Regions from separate parts of the Homo sapiens genome. Here region 1 is linked to region 2. Evidence: read pairs that join two places in POLR2A ChIA-PET (ENCODE). Cell type or tissue: CD4-positive, alpha-beta T cell. All regions are shown on one strand. Each heading gives the region's core, and the rest is flanking DNA. Links, peaks and the distances in the headings are about the cores only. Region 1 holds the start of LOC124906154 (small nucleolar RNA U13). Region 2 overlaps STK17B (serine/threonine kinase 17b).

Evidence for each region. Peaks named below come from ENCODE experiments on the same cell type or tissue, not always from the same donor. Only the 100,000 strongest peaks of a DNase experiment are listed, where the experiment ranks them.
Region 1: POLR2A ChIA-PET joins it to region 2 with 5 read pairs; 19 of 35 experiments call an interaction of 5 or more read pairs at or near these places.

The regions. Positions count from the first base shown.
Region 1 is chr2:196,214,838-196,220,227 of GRCh38, forward strand. It overlaps HECW2 (HECT, C2 and WW domain containing E3 ubiquitin protein ligase 2), which reads right to left. Exons shown (of 29, transcript NM_001348768.2): 26 at 5,202-5,316; 27 at 2,171-2,256; 28 at 1,028-1,140. LOC124906154 (small nucleolar RNA U13) reads right to left here and starts at 485; the gene lies at 382-485. RefSeq lists a silencer at 4,715-4,915. In CD4-positive, alpha-beta T cell, for the core only: no CTCF peak of the experiment used is centred there; no DNase peak of the experiment used is centred there.
Region 2 is chr2:196,160,633-196,165,962 of GRCh38, forward strand. It overlaps STK17B (serine/threonine kinase 17b), which reads right to left. Exons shown (of 8, transcript NM_004226.4): 2 at 2,630-2,795. The coding sequence starts at 2,751. Among named protein-coding and RNA genes, the nearest start is that of STK17B, 8.3 kb to the right of the region's middle. In CD4-positive, alpha-beta T cell, for the core only: CTCF peaks have their summits at 4,269 and 4,665; DNase peaks (open chromatin) are centred at 2,269, 2,779, 4,129 and 4,569; H3K4me3 peaks cover 5,000 bases; H3K27ac peaks cover 5,000 bases.

The DNA of each region.
Region 1 (5,390 bases), core at 287-5,286, 54 kb after region 2:
GTTGCTTGTACTTAAAGAAACAGATGACATCTTGGGGTACCTAATGTCACCTTATATAGTAACAATAATATCACCTAATATCACTAATAAAATAGGTTTCTCAAAGTCATCTATACTTCAATTTAGGATAACATCTTGGGGTACCTAATATCATTTAATCTCTCTAGAGTATAGTTGTATTATTAGTAAAGTTAGAGGCAATTTCAGCTCCTTTTTACCTCAAAAATGCTACAGTATTACTACTAATTGGATAAAGGAATTCTAAAACAAATTTTCTTCCATTCCTCTTTTGTTCATATGCTCCTTTTCTGTTGCTCCAGCTCCAGTTATCTCCACTCAATCTCAAACACTTTTTGTACTAGTCCTTGCTTCTATTTTCCATATCAGATGGGTAATGTGTGGACGTTGTAATAAGGCTTGAGGGTGGCACATCTCACATATGTGCATGAACACCCAATTATCACACTGACAAATTGCAAAAGGATCAGTCTTTTGCTTTTATTAGCAGCAACAGCAAAGCATTTTTTTTCTATTCTAAGGAAATATGTAATCTTACTATGAATGAGAATACAATGCAGAGAGCATGGAATTAAGACATGTACGAGACAGGCTAAAGAGATCTAGAGCACATCCACATTATCTAATATCCTTTAGAAACTACAACGGTAATTTTTACTGAAGGGATTCTAAATAGTTATAAAGTTAAAACTCAAGCTTCTGGAAACACCTGATTAGAGCCACAATCATAAGCCACAAGCATGATAACCAACGTCGCTTTACTGATGCTAACAAATACTTTGCTTTTGTTGTGTTTTGTATTTTAAGATATGGATGTATGTATTTTAAGTGTGACCAGAGAGATCTTTTTTCCTCTTCGTTTAGAAAGGTTATCAGGGAGAAATTCATTCTAAGAGCTTTTCCGCTCTCCCAAACTTTTAATATAAAAGCAGTAATTAATCAATATATACATAAATGAATGTCTCCACCAAATGTTGTGACAGTAAAGAAATGTTATTTTATATTTTACCTGGGAAGAGCAGTGATTTTCCCCCATTTCTCCACACAGAATCTTCTTGGGCCGTTACTCCCTCGGAGTGAAGCAAATCCTTCATAGGGAATGCTGGATGTGCCTGTAACAAACTGTCAACCCAAGAAAACAGAAGGAGAAGGTGAAGCCAGAGACCAACAGCCAGGAAAGGCATCACGTCATTCACGGGCAGAGCTCCTGAGGAAGAGCAGGCAGGAAAGTTCTGAAGACAAAACTTCACAGGTGTGGAATAATCACAACACAATTCTGACACAGAGCCAGAAGATAATACTAAGAAAGAGAATACTGTGCATGATAAAGGGAAAGGGGATGTGGAGGGTTTGTAGAAAATAAAGCACCTGATGCAGCTGACCAGCTCAGAAGCTTAAACCGGGCACATTTCCCACTATAGATGAATAAAGTGGGATCAATTAACCCGAGTCAACTTAGCATCAGTCCTTGATCAATGTCGGGTGAATTTAAAAAAGAGAATGTCTGGGCCTGCAATTTTGAGGCCCAGACCCTTAATCCAAAGGAGCTAAGATCCAAAGGAGCTAAGAGTACTTGTAAGGCTCTGCCTGAGCATCCAGAGACTTCCTTGTGTCTGGTATTTCTATAGCTGCAACTGATCAGTAATTGTCCTGGATGACCATAAACACCACACGCAAAAAAAAAAAAAACACAAGTTAGTTTTCCCACTGTTCTTGAATGTCACTGTTTTCTCAAATTTGTGGAAAGTTAGATGAAAGAGAAGAAAGGACTGTCAACTAACTGCATCCCTTTTTAAAGAACTTAAAATCATTTCTTTCTGCTGCTAGGGATGCCGGCCTGCACTTTGGGTACCCTGGGTGCTTCTTGCTGAAGGGTCCAAGCTGTCCTGAAGGCAGATGTTGTTACTGGGATTCTTGGACTGGACTTGACACTTCCCTAAACTCTCATGAAATGCTTTAAGTTGGCTTAGGGAAGTTCTGAATAGCCATGGAGTCACATAACCATGCAATCAGGAGTCTGGAAATGGTGTATCTCATATTTCCAGATACACATGGTATGTGTTTATGGAGAATAGTTAGCAGTTATTAAAAACATACACTTCCAACAATAATCATATTGATACATTTAAAAGATTAAATAATGGCATCTCACCTGTAACAACCTTAGTCGTTGTTCATTGTTGAATCTTTCCACTGCAGCCCAGAACCACCGAATTACAATATGATTGTCATGGTATCCTATCAAACCAATCATAAAAGCCCATGTTACTTTGACTCTTCTATATTAAGCCACCAAGATACGTGACACGAAGAGTCCCCAGACATAAATCATCCTCTTGAATTCTTTACAAGTTGTCTATAATTTTAAGACTAAGGAATAACACTGTATATATGATCATATGAATGTCAAAAGTTAAACAAAAACAACATTAAGTGAAACCAAGAGGTCTCTGTTTTCATTTAACGGTCACTAAGTGAAACTAGTAAAGAGAAGAACAACAAATGAGTTATTTTAACCATATCATTTCTGTAAAATACAACAGTTGTTACTGGAAATACTTAACTCTTTCGGTCATTCACATAAGAAATAATTTTCAAATACCTCTATGCCAAGCACTGTACCAAGGTTGGGGGCATAATGGCAAAGAAAACAGACCCTCCCAGGGCTTCTGGCAGAGGGGAGACACATTAATCAAATAATTTATACAAACAAATACATAACTGCAAGCTCTCTTAAAAGCTATATATAATATTCATACTTTAAAATCAACTTAGTTTCACATTGACTTACTAATAAAAAGGGAAAAGTGACCTTTAGTTCCTTAAATAAATCCTGAGTAATCACCAACTTAATTTTACTCTTATTCCATACTTTAGTAGAATTTAAGAAAATGTCAAAGGAATCACCTCATGGGCAGTGATGATGGATTCCAAAAACCTTTCAGTGAAAACAAAAATTAAATTCAGAGAAAAGGCTAACAAGGATTTAGTGATTCAAACCAATGAATAGACATAGTTAATGGGCACTGAGTTAGTAGTCCAGAATAGAAGGCGGGTAGAAATTATTTTAATCCAAATTTTTCCTCACATTTCAGTAGTTGTAGGATTTGGGAGGAATCTCACCTTACTGTTTACCATTTCAGTGATGTTTAGTCCCCTTTGGAGAAAAAAAGGATCAAAGAGAAGGCTGATCAAAACTGGATTGAACATGAGGACACATGGGCCATGCCCAGAGTTTGGTGAAGACTAGCAATTTGGTACTGAGCAAAGTTTCTCATCTACAAAAGAAGTGCACTGGCTCTTTGTAGCTTTAAAGTTTTTTGACCTTATGAATTAGCCCTTTTCTGCTTCCCTTTTGCTATTTGTGCCAAACCTTTTGGAGGAAGAAGAGTGAATGTGTCTCATCATATTCTCTCCTAGCAGCTGGGGTGTGAACATATGGCAGGTGGCAGCCACACAGCCGCTTCTTTACTCAGTGCCAAGTAGCTGGGTGAGCAAACATGGCAGCTGAGGTTCTCAGCATTTTTCTTCCCCCTCCCAAAGATTTCATTTGATAAGATTTACAATAACCATATAAATAGGTCCTTGATTAGTCAGATTTAGTGAATAAAATTTTATGCCATGAAAATACAAAAATGGCTGATTCTATTAATGCATTGCTATTAGAATCTCCTGGGTCCGGGCGTGGTGGCTTACACATGTAATCCCAGCACTTTGGGAGGCCAAGGCAGGAGATCGCTTGAGGCCAGGAATTCGAGACCAGACTGGCCAACATGGTGAAACCCCATCTCTACTAAAAATACAAAAATTAGCCAGGTATGGTGGCATACACCCTCTGTCTGAAAAAAAAAATTCATCTCCTGGAAGGAAAGAATGAGCTAATAATATTTATGGTAAAATATAACTTATGTAGCATGTCAGAGAAATTGTGCTCTCAGTAAAAATCGATGGGTTAACAACATTATAATAACCAAAGAGATACATGGATTATACTTGGGCCAACTGGAAAATACTTATTTCAGCAATTGGACTTCAGAAATAGAAGCAATGGAAACTGCAATTAAATACAGCCTTTCAGATTAAATGTGTGAGCAAGGCCAGCCCATGGTGCAGGGATGAGCTGGAACAGGCAAGCACAGGCATAACCAAAAGCAATTTAGCAAATGTTAAGGCATTTTTTTACTACAAACTTTTAAAACTACCTTTTTTAAAAAAAATCTCTGCTTCAACTTAGAGATAACTAGAGAACTGTTCAGCTCTCAATTTACTCTGCTAAGTGATTAATTCAGTGATGTTAGGTTTGTAGTTTTCATTCTCCAAGTTCAGAACTACTTCTAATCTCTTATACTTTGAGTTAAAAAACAAAACCCAAAGGAGAAAACAACTGGTATTTGTCATGAATTTCTGAAGGCTTCCTAACATGGTGATAATTTTCAGAAAATGTATTCTTTGCTTAAAATTATTTAATAAAACCTTAACTCTGGGTTACCACCAGGTCCCTTGCAAAGTGTTGGTTTAACACTCAAATTTCAATGGCTTTGGTCCCAGTTACTAATCAATAATTTGTACTGATCTGCAGAAGTGTCACTTTTTTAGCTTCCCATTTTGTGAAGTGTCAGATAGTGCAGTTTTTAATTAATCTTACTACAGTCTTCTTTTCACTTGAAATTCATGCTTGAATTTAGAACTTCTCCAATAATGTTGTATTTTGGGAACTGTGTCTTATTCCATTCAAGTGTTCTGACTATGAATTACAACTGATAAGGAGCGTAGTGAACAGTGGAAAAACTGTGCTGATTGGGAAGCTCAAAGGGTGTGCTTTTCTAAGTTTTAGAAACAAAATGGAATAGGTGGAGTTTGACCAGCTGGATGTTAGCTCCTTGGTGCTTCACTGACAACACGATAAAGTAATTAATTAGTGTTCTTACGGTCACATTTCCTCACCAACAATTAAGAGTTATGACATCCTTTGACGGTGTGTAAACAGTCCTTCTCCCATCTGACAGATGAGGTAATTAGGAAAAGAAGAGAATGTACCTTGCCCAAGGTCTCAAGGGAGCCTGCATCAGACCTATGATTAGAGTCCAAGTGCTGTTGCCTGTCCTATATTCAGTTGGCAAGCTGAACCATGCCTTCCTTTAATTTGAAATTTAAAATCTAGCCATCTATAAATCAAATTTCACCTCCTCTATATTCTGTGTTGTTTCTCCAATCACTTAGGTCTATTTCAGCTGTGCCTGCGATGACCAATTCCAGTTCTCTTGCATCAAAAACAGATACCAGCCTGGCATCCACCACCTGTGGAATAAAAAGAGTACAAGGCATGGCTTAGGAGCCTGGAGAAATATCAGCTATAATTAAGCCTTAGAAAA
Region 2 (5,330 bases), core at 331-5,330:
TCTTGGCAGATGAAAAGCCATGATTTCTAATTTATCAAGATCTAATAATTAAACATATCAATATTTACCATGTGACTCATTAGCCCATATCAATTCAAAAGAAAGATGTTACTTGGTCTCTTTCATAAAGATATTTTAAAATGGGAATTTAGCAATCAATCTAAATTTGCTTTAATCAAATTCTATCATGAGTTTTTGATCTAAAATTCTAAAAAGTATGCCTAATTCAACTTTATTTATGGTGGCACCTCATTTATAAAGCAATTTAGAATTACTAATATCATCCTCAAAGTTTAAATTATCCAAAGCCCTCAAAGCAAAAATACTTTATAGATTTTTTAGCTCCTATAATGTCCCCAATTTTGAAAAGTTAATTTAAAAAATGTAAGTAAATTTACTCATCAAATAGTAACTCAGAAAAATAGAAAAGAAAGTGACTTTTATTGTGTGTACTGTTCAAGACTTGCATAATATTCATTTCCCCATCGCTGAAGCATTCAAACTGAGGCTGGATAACAGTTTGTTCGGGAAATTATAGGAAAGATTGCTGCGCTGCATACAAACATTGTATTAGTAAGACCACGGACCACTGAAGTCTTTCCAATGCAGAGATTCTATGGTTCAATGTGAGATACAGGAAACTTAAAAAAAAGAAAAAGAAAAAAAGAAAAAAAAAACCTTTCTTCCTATTATAATGCAAAATGAAGTAATTAAGATTTAGAACAATTTCTTAAAAACATTTTAAAAGGTTCTAAAAACTCTATCTTTTAATACACCATTAAAACACCCAAATATTTTGCACATTAAATTAGTATGCCAGGAATTATGAAATGTGCTTTTGTATTTAATTCTTGGTCAGTGAGGTAGATATTATAATTCTTTTTTTTTTTTTTTTTTTTTTTTTGAGACAAAGTCTCACTGTGTTGCCCAAGCTGGAGTGCAGTGGCATGATATCGGCTCACTGCAACCTCCACCTGCCGGGTTCAAGTGATTCTTCTGCCTCAGCCTCCTGAGTAGCTGGGACTACAGGCACACGCCACCATGCCTGGCTAATTTTGTATTTTTAGTAGACACAGGGTTTCACTATGTTGGCAAGGGTGGTCTCGAACTCCTGACCTCGTGACCCACCCTCCTCGGCCTCCCAAAATGCTGGGATTACAGGCGTGAGTCACCACACCTGGCCAGATATTATAATTCTTATTTTGCAAAAGAAAGGCTGCATCCAACATCTGCAACGTGAAAAAGCCAGGACTTGCCTCTGCCCTTAAGGTAAAAGGCCACCAAGAATGAAATTACTTTTCATGATTCAGTCAACTTTTCTTCTCACATCGAGATTTTCAAAGACAAAAATCAATCACATTGTTTTGCTGCACATTTATCAACACAAATATGGACTTAGTAAACCATTTAACATACAACAAAACATTTACCTCCAGAACTAAAATCAAACTGAAAATACATGATGACTACCATCTTCCAACCCTTCATTAAGCACCTTTAATTTAAAGCTCAAAAGATGCTGAATATATAACTTAAATAACTTGGTATATCTTTTATAACTTTTCATATATTAAAATGGTAGTACAGAATGGTTTCATAATATCATGTCACTCCTTGGCCGTACAGAGTTTATACACTGGTTAAGAGAAAACAATTTGTAAAGGCTTTTTACTTATAAACCACTCATTTGTTGTGACATAGAATCAGACTATGAAATATGAATTCATTCTTTTTGTTCAACTTAGGAGAGGGGGAGAATCTCCCTATTTCTTCTTCTTCTTCTTTTTTTTTTTTTTTTAAGCCAAGCACAATACCCTAGGAATTTAAAAAAATATTTCATTTAACAAAAACTTACAGAGCACTGTACTAGGCACTTTACAAATATTAACTAACTTAATCCTCATAACAACCATATAAGACAGACACAATTATCTTCACCCCTACTTTTCAGATGAGGAAACGACAGCACTAAGAGGTACAGTAGGCAGGGCGCAGGGGCTCACACCAATTATCTCAGCACTTTGGGAGGCCACGGCCAGAGGATTGCTTGAACCCAGGAGTTGGAGACCAGCCTGGGCAACATGGAGAAACCCTGTCTCTACAAAAAACCAGCCCAGTGTGGTGGTGTGTGCCTGTAGTCCCAGCTACTTAGGAGGCTGAGGTGGCAGATCCCTTGAGCCCAGGAGACAGGAGGTTGCAGTGAGCCAAGATCATGTCACTGCACTCCAGCTTGAGCAACAGAGTGAGACCCCGCCACAAACAAAAATTAAAAAAAGAGGTACAGTTATTTAGTTGAAGTCACACACCTAGTAACTGGTGGAGTCCAAACTTGAACTCGGCAGTCCACTATGCTGAGCTGCCTCTTCCCATGCACAGCCTCATGTAACGACAGAGACCTCCTATCAGAGGCTCTGAGGCTAGGTAGGATGTATGATTTAAGTTCACTAAACCCTCCACAGATTTGATTTTCAAGTCAGTTAAGACTGGACCCTAGGTAACAGCAACAGAGATCACAACTTTCCTTCCTAATCATTGTTAAATAATGATCCCAAGTGAGTTTTATAGAATTATAAAAACACAAATCCAAAATTTGAATTTAGATGGCATACACGTCATATGGTTTTCTTACCTCCCTAGCTCTTTAGATGTAAGTATATAGAAATTATTAAAGTTTTCCATTTTTATTGGAATTTGAGGAGTTGTAGTTAGTAGGCCTGAAATACTTCGGCAATCAAATCTCCTCCTCGACATGTTAGGTGATTCCCAGGTCTGCTTCTTTAGTCACTTATTTTTACCTATGCAAAAAAAGAGAATACAGAGAAAAGATGTTATCTCAGGCAGGATGTGCATTACATTACACAGCTCCAAATATAGCTATAAAATACAACTAAAAAAAAAAAAGATTTAAAGAGCACATTCTATCCACAAGGAGGAAAAAACAAAAAGCATACACATAAACCATAATAACACTATGGCACTTGAACGAAGTTACTGACTTCATTTCAGAATAAAACTACGGTAAAAATCCTCTCAATTTAAAAAAAATAGTTATGATAAAATTATAATGCAAACAATCACTTAGTTTCATCATAAAACTCCATTCTTTAAAGTTATAGAGGTTTCAGCTGGACATGGTGGTATACGCCTATAATCCCAGCACTTTGGGAGGCTGAGGCAGGAGGATCACTTGAGGCCAGAAGTTCAAAACCAGTCCTGGCAACATAGCGAGATCCCATCTCTATGAAAAAATTTAAAAATTAACTGGGTGTAGTGGCTCGCACCTGTAGTCCCAGCTGCTTGGGAGGCTGAGGCAGGAGCATCACTTGAGCCCAGAAGTTTGAGGTTGCAGTGAGCTATGAATGTGCTACTGCAGTTCAGTTTGGGCAATAAAGCGAGATCTTATCTCAATAAATAAATAAATAAATAAATAAATAAATAAATAAAGTTATAGGTTTCACATAATAGGTAATTTAATACGACAAGATAATAATTATTCATTTTAAACTTATTTTCACATGGCTAAAGAAATTTGGTGGTAAATGCACATATTGTGAGTTATATTACTGACGTGAAGGACTACAAGAAATAGAACTTCTTCCACGGATTGGCTATGTTTCAGTACTAAACTCAGAAACTCTCAAAGGTCTTAAGAGTCCCTCCTTTGACAGGACCTAGCACAGAGCCTGCTATGTATGAAGTGCTCAATAATTTTGTTGGAAGAGTGACTAACCTATACATAAAGCTTTATTTCGAAGTTCTGTATCTGAAGCTCATATATGTATCTGGAAATTTGTGATGTTTATATGCATTCAGTGTTATCAAAACTATTATATTAATTGCATTCATAAAACAATAACAGATACTATATTTCAAGACACTTATGACTTATTGCTATGCCTACTTAATAAAATATCAATTATTATTCTTTTAGCACCCTCCTGTAGTAACCCGCTAAGCATTTGTTCCTCCTCTGACATCTTTTTTTCCTATTTTCTACTTATATGTACTGTTCTTTATCTTCTTAAATTCAAATGCCAACTATAGTCTACTTAGCCAAAAAGCAGTGTCATTAGAGTTCAGCGTTTTCAGTTTCTACATTTTCTCTTCTTGGTGTTATTCTCAAATTATGAACGCGTCACTGCAGTTCAGCCTGGGCGATAGATGGAGACCTTGTCTCAAAAAATTAAATTAAAATTATAGCTTTCACATAACTAGATAGTAAAATTGTTTTCTCTACATCTCTTAGTCTTTGGGGAAACAGCTCTAACTAGTTTTGGGGTACATCTCTAGGAGTCAAAGGGTTGTAGTGTAGCATTCTGAGAATAACCTTTAGACTGAAAGACACCTGGGTCTGAATTCCATTCATCCATCATACCAGCTATGAGACCTTAATTAAATTATTTAACTTTGCTATTGTTATGGGCTGAATTGTGTCCTCCCCCAAATTCCTAAGTTGAAAAACCCTAACCCCTGTATCTCATAATGTGACTGTCTTTGGAGACAGGGCCTTTAAAAAGGTGATTAAGTTAAAATGAGGTCATTAAAGTGGGCCAATTAGGACACAGACACACACAGAGGAAAGACTATGTGAACACACTAGGAGAAGGCAGCCATCTACAAGCCAAGAGGGCAGGCCTCAGAAGAAACCAACCCCGCAGACACCCTGATCCCAGATTTCTAGCCTCCAGAATCGTTGAGAAAATATACTTCTGTTAAGTCGCCTGATCTGCGGCAACACAGTTATTTAAAAAGAAAACAAAATATATAATATTTCAAATGTAAGATAAGGAACACTATATACAAACATTTACTTTCCAATCTTATTACTTGGTCATATTTCATTTAAATTAAAAATAAAACATATTAGACATAGCCCCTTCTTTCCACCCCCAGTTTACACTCCCACTAGCACTGGATGGGACGGTTTATCACTACTTTGACAATACTTGCCCAATTCAGACTTTTAAGTTTGGCTATTCTAGTGTGATGAAGGTGAAATGGAATTTTGTTGTGATTTACTTCGCATTCCCTTTTACTGGTGAAGAAAGCTTCGATTTTGCTGCCTCTAAAGTATGGATGATAAAAGAATTGATCTTCCAGTGCTGCAAGGATTAAAAATTAAAATATGCTGAACTCATGTCCACTGACACAGGTACAGTGCAAGTCACAAGGGCATATCGCTATTGTTCCACAAAACAAAATTAACATTCTACCCAAAAATACTCTCCCTGCAGTTCCCTGCCATTGTTGAACAGCTGTACTGTTTCCATGTACAAAATTCTCATCCCAACTTAGTCTAAACTTCATTCTTAAAAGTATTTTTGTTTTCT